Linked DNA regions of Homo sapiens: region 1 is linked to region 2. The links are chromatin loops, found by intact Hi-C in ENCODE. Cell type or tissue: Calu3. All regions are shown on one strand.

Region 1 (8,000 bases), 760 kb before region 2:
ATGCAGCATGGCATCTCTGGGTAGGCGTGTTAAGTTATCCTATATTACTTAGGCTAATTTGTGACAAAGTTGGTAGGCTCAATGAAATAAACAAACATTTTGTAAAGAGGTAGAATAATCTCCCCACCCAGTATCTTATTCAAGTTTTTTAAAAGAGTAATTCCATCCCTAGACTTCCCACACTTAGTGGTCTTACATAAAACATACACATAGCAGACCCTCACTAGCAAACCTATTAAGAGAATAAATGAGTTTGCAGCACTAGTTGCTCAACCCAATTTGAGTATAGTTTTTGCTTATGTCACACACTGAACACACAGTTAAATAAACTTTTACTTCTTCCCTCTCTAATGCTGTTGGCTCCCTCAGAGCATCTCCTGCATAAATAACCTGCACCTGAGTCTTAACTCTGCTCTTAGGGTCACCCTAACTAAGACAAGATTATCTGAATAATGGCATATTACTTTTCAATATCTGAAATAAGTGTAGGACAGGAAGTACAAATTGTGCTGTTTTTCTAGAAGACAGAATAAATACTTTTTTAAGGTCTCATAATCTCAATTATAAATGAAAACTTAAGTGACCTTGGCATACTGTCAATGTAAATCTAGCTTTTAAAAAAGAGATCTTCTCTGCGCCATGAATTCTAAATCTATCTGGGCTTTTTAATTTTAACCCTTCAGGGAAATTGAACTCAAATAGTAGGAGCACTTGTTCTTCAGGAAGCCTGAGGGTTATTAAAAAGGCCAATCCAAAATATTGTAGTAGCTATGAAACTGCAGAAGAGAGCCCAACTGTGAGGAAAATGCCAATGTACAAACATTTATGTTGATATTTGCCTCCTGGGCTCATATCTTAGAAACTTCTTAGATACTTAGCAATTTGATTTATCTCATCCCATATAAAAGATAAAGTTGTCATTTATTTGAAATCCATCTAGAGAATTTAAGAAAACATGAGGGTTCTGCATTCCAGATTATCCTTGGCACCTGAAGCAGTGCCTTGGTTCAACAAGGCCTTGTCTGGACTCTCTAGTGTTCAGATAAGCATAGACATAGAAGAGACTCCTTGCTGAGATAATTGACCCTAAGTCCCTTATTATATGCTTCAAGGAGGAAAAACTCAGATTCGTCCAAGGTCAGACAACAGCAGCAGGCTGGACCTCGGTTTCCTGTCTGTCTTCTGCTGTGACTGGGCCACATGAAAAAAGGTTCCAATTGGGTATGAAGACTTCCCATAAAACGCTGGCTCAGATGGACATACTGGTGTTAATATCAAAAAAGAAGGTCAGAGTTGGGCCGGGCATGGTGGCTCACGCCTGTAATCCCAGCACTTTGGGAGGCCGAGGCGAGGGGATCACAAGGTCAGGAGTTCAAGACCAGCCTGACCAACATGGTGAAACCCCACCTCTACTAAAAATACAAAAAATTAGCCAGGCGTGGTGGTGCGCACCTGTAATCCCTGCTACTAAGGAGGCTGAGGCAGGAGAATTGCTTGAACCCTGGGAGGCGGAGGTCACAGTGAGCTGAGATCACACCATTGCACTCCAGCCTGGGTGATACAGCAGGACTCCACCTCAAAAGAAAAAAAAAAAAAAAGAAAGAGTTAAGACTGGTGTGTAAACCATTAAGGAAAAAATTTTTAAAAATTTTGTTTTAGCAAGCCGCATGCCAAAATAATCAGAAATTCACAAAGAAGTCTTGTCTCATTGCATATTTGCTGGGACAAATGCATCATTAATGTTCTTAGTTTAGAATGAAATCTTCAAAGTCTTGAATGTTTCTTTCAAAATCATCATTATTATTGTGGATTAAATTCAATATTAAGTTATAAAACTTTATATAAGTTATGAAGTGTTTGAAGATACTTGTTTTTTTGTTGTTGTTGTTGGTCATTTCAGGGATACCAAGAAAACATTTCTTGTCCCCAAATTTTCTTCTCACTTGTCTCCTTGATGCCTAACATTTTTCCTTTGATTTCTGCCTTTTGGGTTTTCATCATGGTGGGCTGCTGAAGAGATGTCAATGATACACAATGGCATATCAGCTTCAGTTACTTAGTAGTAGTCTTCCAGAGAGTTGACACCCAAGGGAATGGCATATGGGATGGAAAGTTTTTATGTAAGTCATAAGAGAGAGCACCAAAGAAGGGAGATCTGCATTAAGGTGGGGACAAAGCAGAAGTAAATTTTTTGAAAAAGAGAAACACCAAGAGAGTAGCAGAAGCTGCTGAATTATAATATTGCCTATCCCACAGTTTTGGCTAGAATTTGCTCTGATGGCTAATAATTTACAGAGGCTTTGGAGTTGTTCCTTTTTACTAACACACTGATTACATTTACATGGTGTTTTACAAGTTATCAAGCACAGCCATAGGCATGATCTTATCTAAATTACTCTGTCAGTTAGCCAGGATGGGTACCAGCAGCTCCATTTTACAGACAGTGAAATCAAGGCCCAGAGTTGTTAAGAGACTGGTTCCAACTCACATAAGCAGTGAATGGAGAAGCCAACATGGGAACTCTCCTATTGTGGTTTTGACAGGTGATCTTTCCCCTGCACTGCATGAGGTTGGGAAAATATTTTATGCTTTGGAGTCAGATGACCCAGGCTTAAACTTGCCAATTTTCTTGCCAGCAGTGTGACTTTAAATATGTTACTAACTACTCTGAATCTCTGTTTCTTCATCTGTAAAAAAGAAAAATAATTCTACCTTGTCAGATTGTTGTGAAAATTCCATTTGGTGAAGCAAGGAAAGCAACCAGCTTAATGCTTGGCACACAGTAGGCACTCAATATACTTTCCCTGCAGTTAAAGATGAAATGATGAATGAGGGTAACTGTTAAATGACACCATGCCTCCTTGGTTTACTTTAATTCCTGAAATGATCTCCTGTGAAAGAGAGAGAGTGTGTGTGCATATGTTAATGCATCTGTGCGTGTGCACACCTGTGTGCATGTCCTGGTGTACACCACACGCACCTGTGCACATCTCTTAGGGCACTGAAGTTGTTCTCTATGTTCTTAGGCTTCGTGGAACCAGACATAGTGATCAAACATGGAGCATATTTCTACTGCAGATAACTAGAAACTGGATCATGGCGATAAAGCTAATCCAACTGGATGGATCCTAGCTCTGTGACATGGCTGACTTCCAGAAGCACAGGCTTTTTTGCTCTCGAATATCAGGATGATACCTGGAGTTCTGAGTCTGATGACCTGGAAGATTTGGGGTAATTCCGTTTAGTAGACACAGCTATGGACTCACACAAAATTCATTCATTTTTGAGTCTACTTTATTTACAGTTATTTATCCTTTCTTGAAAACTTTTAGCATCGCCTTGATTAAAATAAGTTCATAAAATAATCTTCACTGTATTTGTTACATATGGCACAGAATAATTTAGCACTTTATAAATATGTCTCATTGATGCACAAATGGGAGGAGCACCCTTTGCTGAAAGCAGTACAGTGACTTAGTTCAATTTGGCTACGGTAGCACTTTAAAAAATTACCATGAGATGGCGCTGTGGCCAAGTAAATGCAGTATGCTTTAAACAGTTTTCCCTAATTATGGCAGTTAATTGCTTTTTTTTGAATATAGAGGAATCTATCATTCAACTTAAAGTAGAGCAAGGTTTGTTACTCCGTTTTAATAGTATTCATTAAAAGTGAATCCTTTAATCACAGATCCATAAATCATTTGACAACTGTGTTTCACTTAGGTGTGAGTCTGTTTAAAAAGCCATAGTAGTCAGAAAATTGCCAGACTAAACAAAGGGCCCAAAGGTACCATTTTATTTAGGATCAAGAAACTATATATGTGGACCATTGTTTTCGCCATCCTCATAGACTTGTCTTAAAGTTCTTCCACAAAATTAGATTAATTTCCAGTTTATTTAAAGAGCTGATATTTTTGTTACACTTTAATCTGCTTTGCAGCAATGGAAGGTCATAGAAATATTAGAACATGAATTCACATTTAAATAAACATGATACAAACATGCACACATGTGTATATACTGAGTGTTTTCATTGACTTGCTTTTCGTCCATATAAATATATAAATATTGAATAAAGTGCATGAGAACATGTCTGTACATATATACAGCTACACATTTGCCTATACAGTATACACTTGAATAGATACTTATGGAAGAAAAAAACACATACACATTTGTAATATATAGGTAGTCAAAAGACATCTATCAGGCAACATTAATGTACATTCTGATCAAGATTGAGTATATGGGGGTAGAATCTGTAATCTTTTCCCTAATATATAATGAAATGTGCAGAGTTACAAGTGAAGGCAAAATACATTAGAGTGGAGACATTTTAACATTTATATTTTCATCAGTTAGTATGGTATATCATAAGGAGTAGTTCAGTTCAAATGCAGCCTTGGTACTAGCAGCATATTATACATTCTATCTTTGAAACAGTGAACCATCTTTCAACATATCTATGAGGACATAATGAGAATTTTATGCATTTCCAAATTACACAATGACACTTCCCACATTCTTTAGTTTTCAAATCTGTATTTTTTTCCCAAAGGTTTAGGGCAAACACTATTTCTCATTCAATAGAAATGCTTCAGCATTGTAATCATATATATAACATTGATTCTAATAACAACATGCAATTTAACCTTGAGTGTTATAATATCAAGGTGGATTAACTGTTGTTAATCTCTTTTTCTCTTTAGTAACCATTTCAATGAAATATTATAATATCTGCTTTTCTATTAGGGAGCCCAGTGTCAATGAGTAATACTGAAATGAGTGAGTTTTTGGAGAAATAGAAGAAAAATTTTGCTCAAAACTATGGTAGTTATAAACTGGCTTGAGATTGAGGTGCGTATTTCTAAATTAATTGCAATGTTAAGCCTCAAGTGATATTTTCCCCCTCCTTTATTTGTTTGGTGTTTATTGGTAACCAATCAGGAAAACTTATTTTTAAAACTACTCTCACAGTTGAAACAAACTTGTTTCTGAACCAGGTAAGAAGGAAATAAGTTGAAATGATTCTAAAAATAAGTCTGTATATATTTTTTGACTAAGACCATTTCAGTTTAGTCATTTTCTTTTTTTCTTTCTTTTTTTTTGTGATAGGGTCTCACTCTGTTGCCCAGGAGGAAATGGCAGTGGTGTGAACTTGGCTCACTGCAGCCTTGAGCTTCTGGGCTCAAGTGATCCTTGCGTCTCAGCCTCCCCTGTAGCTGGGACCACAGTTGTGTGCCACAAGGATCAGATAATTTTTTGATTTTTTTTGTAGAGACAGGGAGGTCTCACTTTGTTACCCAGGTTGGTCTCAAACTCTTGGCCTCAAGTGATCCTCCCATCTCAGCCTCCCAAAGTGCTAGGATTACATGCACGAGCCTCCGTGCCTGGCCGAGCCATTTCGTTTGAAGGCAAGGATTTTGTTTTAATTATTTTTATATTTCTCATATCTAGAAATTTGCTTCACACATAAATGTACACTCAATAGATGATTGTGGAACCAAGCAGAATGGTTTTAATAAATAGTATAAACCGATGGATCTGAAAGCATCAGTTTACCTGATGAGTGTCATAGGAAAGTCACCTGCTTTTTACAGAGATGTCCTAGGACTCTACCACTGTCAGTAGCCGGAAACCTGAGTTCATCCTCAATCCTGACACAGTTACATCAATATACATTTACTGCTCAAAAGAGTGCATGCATGATGCAGTCATTTCACAGCAAGTTACCAAATACCTCGATAGTGCTGTTTTAGAGAAGCAATTGCTAGAAAGGCATTTGGTAATGTTAAATCATCCTTTTGCTAGTTTACCTAGAGGAACAAATATTAAACAAGACCACACTGGAAATTCAGAGTAAAGCACAAGAAGTAGAAGAGAAAGCAGCAATAGTTATTGAATAACATTTGAAGTCTTTTTCACTTCTGAGAATTAACTTGAAATGCAGCAAATGCCAGCAACCTTGTGAATATTTCAAAATGGTATCTATGAAAAAGCAGGAATGAAAAATGTTGTCAAGTATTTCATTTAATTATCTTAGCAATACAGATTTTATAACACTGACCTTAGTGGCTTTTTTTTTCTCCTTTCAAAATATATACCATAGTAAGTTTTAAAGATAATTTTTAAGAGGCCATTATATTCAATAAAATTTTCACTATTTATAGCTATTTTTATTTACAGCAATAGGTAACCAACTCAATCCCATGTCATCAATGAACAGCATAGCAGCAAGGTTTCCACTTGAAAATAGAAGTTAATTTAGATTTACTTAGGGCTTCATAATTATACAATAAAAGTGAATCATTTTAAAGACATATCATTTACAATGTTATAAATAAGTATCAGAAAGCTCACAGCTGAAATGCTGTCAGAACATTTTCCAAGCACACATTTTGTAGCATTGAACCCCGCTTTTCATTGACAGAATAAAATGAGGCATACAGATATGATCGTTGGTTCCACTAGACTTGTCTAATTTTTTCCAATCTCATATTTTTTTTTTTCCAGATAGGTGAAAACTTGCTCAGTGTGCCTTCCACAGTTGCCACGGCAACTAGCCTATCACACACAGCTCACCTTTTCATTCACTCCGTCGCTATTGTCTTTAGAAGCCTCTTCAGAATGCTGCTTTCCTAGAGCAACCATTGAGCAGTCATTATCTGTTGTCTTGGCATCTTGCTTTGAATTCTTTTTTTGTCCCATTTGAAGTTGGCTAGACTTGTAGGCCAAAGCCGGTATTGTGTTCACTAAAATTAACTGCAATGGTTTTTTGTTTTCCTTGTACTGACACTGAATATACCGTGAAAAGGCTGACCTATAGGTCTTGTTGAACAGTGTGTAGACTAGTGGGTTGACTGCTGAAGAGAGATAACCGATCCAAACAAACACATTGAGCAGGGCCCCAATGACATCCTCATTGCAGGACTCTTTGCAGATGACGGCCATGATGTTTGTGATGAAGAAAGGGCACCACATCACCACAAACAGGAAGAAGACGATGCCCAGCACCTTGCATGCCTTTTGCTCATTGCTGATGGACTGCATAGTCCTCCTGCCTGTGTAGGACCCTGGCTCCCTATGGATCGACCGCTGGAAGAGCTTTTCTGAAGACAAAGAACTCTGAGGGAGGAAGCTGAAAGAAGCTAATTTGGCCCGTGTGCCAAGATCACTTACACACAAAGTAGCTTCTTTCTGGAGTGACTTGATAGTTAGAAAGTAGGTGATCACCATGATGGTTAAGGGAATGAAAAATGACACAAAAGAGCCGATCAGGACAAAGTTATCATCGGCGAGTAAGCAACTCCCCTCCTTAAAGACCTTCGAATCGTCCTGTAGCCCAAAGACTGGTATTGGCATGGATATACCTGGAGTTGAACAGAAAATGAAACATGATTATTAAGGAATTAAGTATATGAAGGCAAGAGCATCATCACATAATATTGGCTATTGAAAAGATTTTATATCATCGTTTAAAAGCTTAACATACTTTGAGAATTTAAAATTCCTTTGGACTTACATATGTGTTTTGTAAGTATATATTATGTAGTTACTTGTATGTTATATTGCCCTATATAGCTAACCCTTATAAAGAAGTATAATAAATCTAGCTTTATTTTTTATGCCACATTTTTCTGATTATAATATTATACTTATTAATTGAAGAAACACACAGAGAGGCAAATAAACTAAAAATTGTCCAATAACGTCACCATCTAGAGATAGCCACAATTAACAACTGATGCTGTTCATTTTATTTATTTATATATTTATTTATTTTTGTCTATGAAAATCTAGAATATAGATTTGTTTCTTTTTTTGATGCTGTTCATTTTAGATACATTCACACACTTACCATGTGCACACATTTTAAAACAGAATTGAGGTTCTTTTTCACAAATAGTTCTGTATCTTTTTTAAAAAATCTAATAATATGTCACAAGCATGGCTTATATATAAAAATAACTATAAAATTTTAAATATAGTTTATTTTCTCT
Region 2 (8,000 bases):
TAAAGACACACGTATGTTTATTGTGGCACTATTCACAATAGCAAAGACCTGGAACCAACCCAATTGTCCATCAATGATAGACTGGATTAAGAAAATGTGGCACATATACACTATGGAATACTATGCAGCCATAAAAAAGGATGAGTTCATGTCCTTCATAGGGACATGGATGAAGCTGGAAAACATCATTCTGAGCAAACTATCACAAGGACAGAAAACCAAACACCACATGTTCTCACTCATAGGTGGGAATTGAACAATCAGAACACTTGAACACAGGGTGGAGAACATCACACACCAGGGCCTGTCATGGGGTGGGGGAAGGGGGCAGGGATAACATTAGGAGAAATACCTAATGTAAATGACGAGTTAATGGGTGTAGCACACCAACATGGCACGTGCATACATATGTAACAAACCTGCACATTGTGCACATGTACCCTAGAACTTGAAGTATAATAAAAAAAAAAAAAAAGATTTGGGTGGAGACATACATTGAAACTATATCAAGGGTGGTGCCCTCACAACATAATCACCTCCCAAAGGCCACACCTCTTAATACTGTTGTATTGGAGATTAAGTTTCTATTTGAATTTTGGAGAGAATACTATCATCCAAACCATGGCTTTCTGCCCCTGGTCTCCTAAAATTCATGTTCTTCTCACATACAAAATACATTCATTCCATCCCAATAGCTCGAAATATTCTTAACTCATTCCAGTATCAACTTTCAAGTTTGAGTCCAAAGTCTCATCTAAATATCATCTAAATCTGATATGGGTGAGACTCAAGGCACAATGCAACCTAAGGCAAATATCTCTCCAGCTGTAAAATCAGCTTGTTTGTGAAATCAAGCAAGTATGCACTTCCAAAATATAATCGTGGCACAAACATACGATAGGCATTCCCATTCCACAAGAGAAAACTAGGCAAGCATAAAGGGGTAACAGGTCTCAAGGAGGTCCAAAACCCAACAGGGAAAATAACATTAAATCTTAAAGCTTGAGAATAATCTTCTTTGACTCCATGTCCCACTTTTCAGACATACTGGGGCAGGAGTTGCATTCCCAAGAGTCCAGGGTACCCTGCCCAATGGCTTTTCTGGACACAGCCCACACTGCAACTCTAACAGGTTTGAGTCAGAGGCCTACAGCTCTCCCAAGCTGGCATTGCACACAGGTGGCTTTTCAGGCCTGGGGTCTCAGGGATGGCCCTGCTCCAGTGGCTCCACTAGGCATTGCCCTAAGTTGGGGCTCTCTGCAGTGGCCCTGACCCTAGGGCTCTGCTGGGCACTGCCCTAATTGGAGCTCTCTGTGGTAGCCCCACTCCTGCAGCAGGTCCAAAGCGTGGGCCTCAAGGTTCTCTGAGGCACCTTTGAAATCTAGGTGCAGGTAGTCATGCTCCCTCAGCTAATGCACTCTGTACACCTGCAGAGTTAGCACCTTACAAACACCATCAAGGTTTATGGCCTGTATCTTCTGAAGCAGGGACCCAAGCCCCACTGAGGCGCATTTGAGGCACAGCTAGTGACACTAAGGAATGCTGCTTTGAAATTCAGGGAGCAGAAACTTGAGAAGGCCCTGAGCAGTGAGCTCTGAGGTCCCTCTCTTGAAATCATTCTGCACTCTGGGCCTGTAATGGGAGTGGCAGCCTAGAACAACTCCAAAATGCCTCTGGAGTCATTCTTCCATTGTCTTAATGACTAGCACCTGACTTCCACCTATTTATACTAATCTTCTTTTCAAGTGTAGCTTTGTCACACCCTTGGTATTCTCTCCCAAACTCAGTTTGTCATTCTTTATATGGCCAGGCTAAGAATTTTTCAACTCTTTAAATTCTGCTTCTCTTTTGACTATAACTTCTGTCTTTCATTATTTTCTCTCTTTTCAAATTTCACTATAAGCAGCTGAGAAAAGCCATGTGGCACCCTGAACACTTTGCTTAGAGATTTCTTCTGCCAAATATCCTAGTTTATTGCTCTTAAGTTCTGCCTTCTACAGAGCATTAGGACATGGACATAATGCAGCCAAATTCTTTGCCACTTCATAACAAGGATGGCCTTTCTTCCAGTTTTCAATAAGATATTCCTCATTTCCATCTAAAATCTCATTAGAATGATCTTTACTTTCCATCTTTCTACCAGCATTCTGATCATAACCACTCAGATCATCTTAAGAAGATTCAGGCTCTGTTTACAGCTCTCCTCATCTTCTGAGCTCTCACCAGAATTACCATGGCAATGTAGGCTTTTTCTAGCCTCCACCGCTACAATCTTCCAGCATCCACCCATTACCCAGTTTCTTGGTATAAATTTGTTTGGCCTGCTATAACAAAATACTCTGTGTAGTTTATGAAGAATAGAAATGTGTATCTTACAATTCTGGAGGCTGTGAAGTCCAAAATCAAGGTTCCAGCAGGTCTAGTGTCTGGTGAACACTGTTTCCAAGATGGTGCCTTATTACTGTATCCTCACATGATGGAAGGCAGAAGACCAAGAGAACACTTCCTTCAACCTTGAACGCTTTTATAAGGGTGCTCATTCCATTTATGTAGGCAGAGCCCTCATGACTTAATGACCTTGCAAAGGCCACATCTCTTTTTGTTGCATTGGGAATTAAGTTTCAACATGAGTTTTGGAGAGGACACAATCATTGAAATCATAACACACAAGCTCAAAGATGTGTTATGTAGGCACTGATGATAAAGCCTAGAGACTGTAATGATCCTGGGCATTTGAAATTGCTGAGAGATACATAATAGGAATATGAAGAAATAGGTAAGAAATAAACTTTTTTTCCCATAGCTCACAGGCAATACATCCTCATTATAAAGAAAAAAAGATTTGCATGATCAGCATGAAAGAAGAAATCATGAATTGCACTTAGCTAGGACAGAACGTAAGATTACCCTGCATTTAAAAACCGGAAAATCGGCACACACTGGAAATCCTTATTTGAGCCTGATGATGTGATAATAAACTAGAGCTGTTTTAACCACTTTTTGTCTTTGTTTTGTTTTCTATAAGACAATTTGCCTCTTGGCCTGTACCATTCCACCAAAACTACCCTTCAGAGGTCACTAGTATCTTCCTCAGCACTGCCAAATCCAATAAACTTTTTCTAGTTCTCGCCTTGATTGACCTAATTCAGCACTGTTGACGACTCTCACTGCAAAGCTATCCTTTCACAAGCCTCCCTCTTCTGCTTCTCTAACATTTTCGACAGATTGTTTTTTGTGTGTTTTAAATCACCTCTTATAAAGACTCTCATCCCATGCCTTCACTACAGGGGAACCTCAGGGTTTTGTCCTCAGCCATATGTATTTTGTTTTAATCTAAACTCCTCATGCCCCAAACTATAGCACTGGCTGTTCCAGCACACCATGAACAGGAGGTTCTGCCCTCTATGCTTTTGTTCATGCTTCCTCCTTTGCCTGTAACATCCTTTCCTCTCCCTTCTTTTCTGTCTATGGAAACCACTTCCTTCAATATCTAGTCAAGTGTTACCTCATTGGTGAAAGTGTTCCCTGATTTGCTGTCTCAGTTAGCATTTTTTGCAAAAATCACTCCAAAATGTAGTGGTTTAAAACAGCAACCATTTATTTAACTCATATTTGATGGGTTAGAAATTTAAGCTGAGCTCAACTAGGCAGCTCTTCTGTTTCCTGCAGTCTCAGCTGGGATTTTTTGTGTGTCTGTGCTTAGCTACTGACAGGCTAGTGTTGGAGATTCTTAGCCAGGAGACCTGGCCTCTGCTCCACATGGTCTCTCATCCTCCAGCAAGCTATCCCAGGCTTGCTCACATGGTGGCAGCAGGGTTCCCACAACAAGAGAGGAAGTACATAATAGCTCTTTAGGCCTAAACTCAGAACTGGTACACTGTCACTTCTGATCCATTCCATTGGCCAAAACAAGTCACAAGGCCAGCCCAAATTCAAGGGGTACAGAAATAGATTCCATGTCTGCATGGGAAATTACAAGGGCATGGACACAGGAAGGGGATAAATTTGTAACCAGTTTTTGCAACATACCACACTCCCTTATACAAAAGGAACACTAATCACTCTCTTCCCATGCAATATTGTTCAAATCCCAAGTGCAATATTATGTTATTCACTTAGCTGTACTCCTTTTAAAGAAAAAATATCCTAGTGGACTACTACTGTGCCATCTACATTTCCCTATAGTTGGAGTTGGAATAGAGAAGCCATATTTTATTTATCTTTGTATACGTATAGCTCCTAGCGCAAGGTTTGATACCAAGTAAGTGTTCAATGTATACTTACTAAATGCTGATTAAAATAAATGGATGACTTTTTTATCCAAAAATGGTTTCTGTAATTAACTGTAATTGTTTTTGCAGAGTTAATGGTGGTCAGTCTTTTTATCAAAGATTTAAAAACAATGGTAAATACTTCTTAATTTCATGTTCCCAGATTTCTTGAAGTTTACAACTTTGTCTTTACAAAAGTGCTTCTCAGATTTTAAAAAGTCTAGAATCCTTTTATGTTTTGTTTTGTTTTGTTTGAGAGATGGAGTCTTACTCTGTCGCCCAGGCTGAGTGCAGTGGCACAATCTTGGTTCACTGTAACATTCACCTCCCGGGTTCAAGAGATTCTTCTGCCTCAGCTTCCCAAGTAGCGGGTGAGGGGTGAAGACAGCTGGGCTTCTAGGTTGGGTGGGGACTTGGAGAACTTTTCCGTCTAGCTAAAGGATTGTAAACACACCAATCAGCGCTGTGCCTAGCTAAAGGTTTGTAAACTCACCAATCAGCACTCTGTAAAAATGCACCAGTCAGCACTCTGTGTCTAGCTAAAGGTTTGTAAATGCACCAATCAGCACTCTGTAAAATGGACCAATCAGCAGGACATGGGTGGGGCCAAATAAGGGAATAAAAGCTGGCCACCCAAGCCAGCAGCACAACTTGCTCAGGTCCCCCCTTCCACGCTGTGGAAGCTTTGTTCTTTCGCTCTTCACAATAAATCTTGCTGCTGCTCACTCTTTGGGTCCACACCACCTTCAAGAGCTGTAACATTCACCATGAAGGTCTGTGGCTTCACTCCTGAAGTCAGTGAGACCACAAACTCACCAGAAGGAAGAAACTCTGGACACATCTGAACATCTGAAGGAAAAAACTCCAGACACACCATCTTTAAGAGCTGTAACACTCACTGCAAGGGTCTGCGGCTTCATTCTTGAAGTCAGCAAGACCAAGAACTCACTGGAAGGAACCAATTCCAGACACAACTGGGACTACAGGTGCATGCCACCACGTCCAGCTAATTTTTGTATTTTTTTTTTTAGTAGAGATGGGGTTTCACCATATGTTGGCCCAGCTGGTCTCAAACTCCTGACCTCAAGTGATCTGCCCACCTCGGCCTCCCAAAGTGCTGGGATTACAGGTGTGAGCCACTGCACCCGGCCTAAACTCCTTTTAAAGAAAAAATATCCTAGTGGACTACTGTCATGTTGACATAAATTACTGATCTTATGCTACTCAACATGTACAAACATAAAATTTGATATAACTCTTGTAACTCTTAAATAACTATAAAAAACCAATATAAAAACTGCAAAGCCAATAGAATTCCAATTAACATTAATTTAATGTGACACATAATCTTGATTTGCTAAAATTAAATCACTGCTTACAACAAGAACAGGGATTGATTTGTTATTGTGCAGGTTCATTTGAGTTGGTATGCCTATAATAAATATTGTAGGGGCATGCCCCTGTGTTCATAATCTCAGGTGTACCTGAAAATCATTTTCTTCATTACTTCAGTTTCTCAATTTAATTTCTCTTTTTAGCTGTCATCTGCCATGACAGTTGAAACTTAATCTCAGTCAGTTGAGGGTTTGTCTTGCTTCTCTCCATGACTGCACTTAAGTTCTGTTGTTCTTAGATGGTACCAAAGTGTATTGAGTTGGGAGAGGGATGTATAGTAGGAGAAAGGGTGGTGGAACAGAGAAGGTCACAGTCTGATCTTCAAATCCTCCACCCACACCAGTGCTTGTGGAGAAACCCATTGTCAACATATGCTAGTTACCATGAAGAATTCCCTCATTTCTATCCATTGCACTCCTTCAGTTTCCCAGTGCTCTCTTCTCATGTCTACGCCTAGCTGAGGCACAGAAATGTGCATCACACGGTCAATCATTCCATCTTCCCAGACATACTCAATAGCCATAATCCATGTGGGTTTTGCCACCTCCAGAGGACTCTCTAACCCTAGAAGCCAAGTCCAGATATCCTCTACTCTTGGGTTCCCCAAATATATGTTAAGATTTATCATTCCCTACACAGTCTGTATAGGAATCAAGATGCACAGGAAAGTTGAAGGATGATAGGGCTCTTCTAGCCTGTCTGCTAAAAACTGTATAGACGAAAACAATTGTTTAATATTTTAAAAATATTGAGTCACATTGCCATTTGCTGTTTGACAACTTAGTTATCCCTTCACTTTTATCTACTCAAACTTCTACTCTAGCACACCGTGGCATCATTCAGCTGTCACTTGGCATTAACATTCATATTCATATACAATCTGCCTATTTTTCTCACGAACACATAGCAAACTCGGGCACTGAAATCAAGTGGAAATATTCTACCATATTTCCATAAAAATAATGCAGACATATAAATAATCTAGAATATTCATTTGTTGAAGAGGAGGGATGGCGTGAGTTTGGATTCCAAATGAAAATATATTATCTGAAAAATTTTATAAAGAACTCTCAGGGGTCTAAGAATACATGTTTTAGTCTCAGGAGGCTGGGAACTCCACTTTGAAAAAACATAGAATTACAACAACCTTCTCTTTTTTCAACCCACTTTCATGAAAAGAGATAAGTTCAAGACTGGTAAGTGGTTTTTAGTTTGATTATCTTTTAGTTTTACTTTCAGATGACATTTTGTGGACATATATTACATCATCAGTGAGACACTTCCAGTTATCCCTGCCATATGTCTTACTTCAGGGAAAGACCATTCTTAGTTTCTGCAAACCTACCCAGTGTTATTGCCTGTTTCCTGACCTCTGCCTGGAAAGCATAGTGTTTGATCCTTTTCTCCATGCAGTGCAAATTCTTATTAATTTTAGCATTTTACTTTTTTCTGCTATTATTCCTCAGTTTTTGTCAAACTCATTTTTACCTTCTGTCCATAAATTGCATTTGTTTAGCCCAGGTTTCTCTTCTCCACAATTAGAAATTTTGGTTAAAGAGTCTGGGAATCATATGGCCAATATGCACAAAGGTGAACTTGTGATTAACGCCCTCTGGTGTATAAAAGGGAAAATATATAACATTAATTAAAGCTTTGAGAAAACTTCAGAAAACTTTGCTAAGTGTCTTTAATCTAATTCTGCCATTTAATTAATGAAAATCTATTGCCCTAGGTGCTGATATGGTATGTAAGATAATCAAGGAGTAAAACAATGTTTGCTGTTTATCTTATCTGTGTACTGCAAGCACTGGAATCTTGGCAAGTTATTTGTTGGATTCTGGTCTTTCAGATATCCTTTGATAACAATGCCAAAAGGTAGGTACTTTTTAACTTGAGTGTTCTTAAAGATAACAGAAAAACTTAGTTTCGGATTACTTCCCTCCTACCCTTGGTACATCTTTAAGCACCAAGTATATGTTTAATAAGTATTTCTACATATTAAGGCAGTGAACTGCCAAATATTGAAAAAGGCACTCCTGGCTTTCAAGGAGTTCATAGTATAATAAACTAGTAGGCAATGCAAAAGTTATTTATTCATTAATTTACTAAATACACATACTCTTACACACAAACATACATGCACTCGCGCACTGATATGGTTTGGATCTGTGTTCCCGCACAAATCTCATGTCAAATTTAATATCTGATGTTAGAGGTAGGACCTAGGGGTAGCTGAGTAGATCATGGGTGCAGTTTCTAATGGTTTAGCACTACCCTCCTTGGTGCTGTCATTGCAATAGTGAGATCTGGCTGTTTGGAAGTGTTAGCACCTAC

The links. A loop is a pair of places that touch in the nucleus more often than their neighbours do. Peaks named below come from ENCODE experiments on the same cell type or tissue, not always from the same donor. Only the 100,000 strongest peaks of a DNase experiment are listed, where the experiment ranks them.
Region 1: a loop joins it to region 2, with 7 times the contacts of the local background. A loop is called at or near these places in 16 of 110 quality-filtered maps.

The regions. Positions count from the first base shown.
Region 1 is chr13:46,828,270-46,836,269 of GRCh38, forward strand. It overlaps HTR2A (5-hydroxytryptamine receptor 2A), which reads right to left. Exons shown (of 4, transcript NM_000621.5): 4 at 3,277-7,370. The coding sequence ends at 6,568. Among named protein-coding and RNA genes, the nearest start is that of HTR2A-AS1, 20 kb to the right of the region's middle. In Calu3, CTCF peaks have their summits at 3,509 (motif pointing right) and 3,711; a DNase peak (open chromatin) is centred at 3,492.
Region 2 is chr13:47,591,236-47,599,235 of GRCh38, forward strand. No RefSeq gene overlaps it. Among named protein-coding and RNA genes, the nearest start is that of LINC00562, 340 kb to the right of the region's middle. In Calu3, no CTCF peak of the experiment used is centred here; a DNase peak (open chromatin) is centred at 3,786.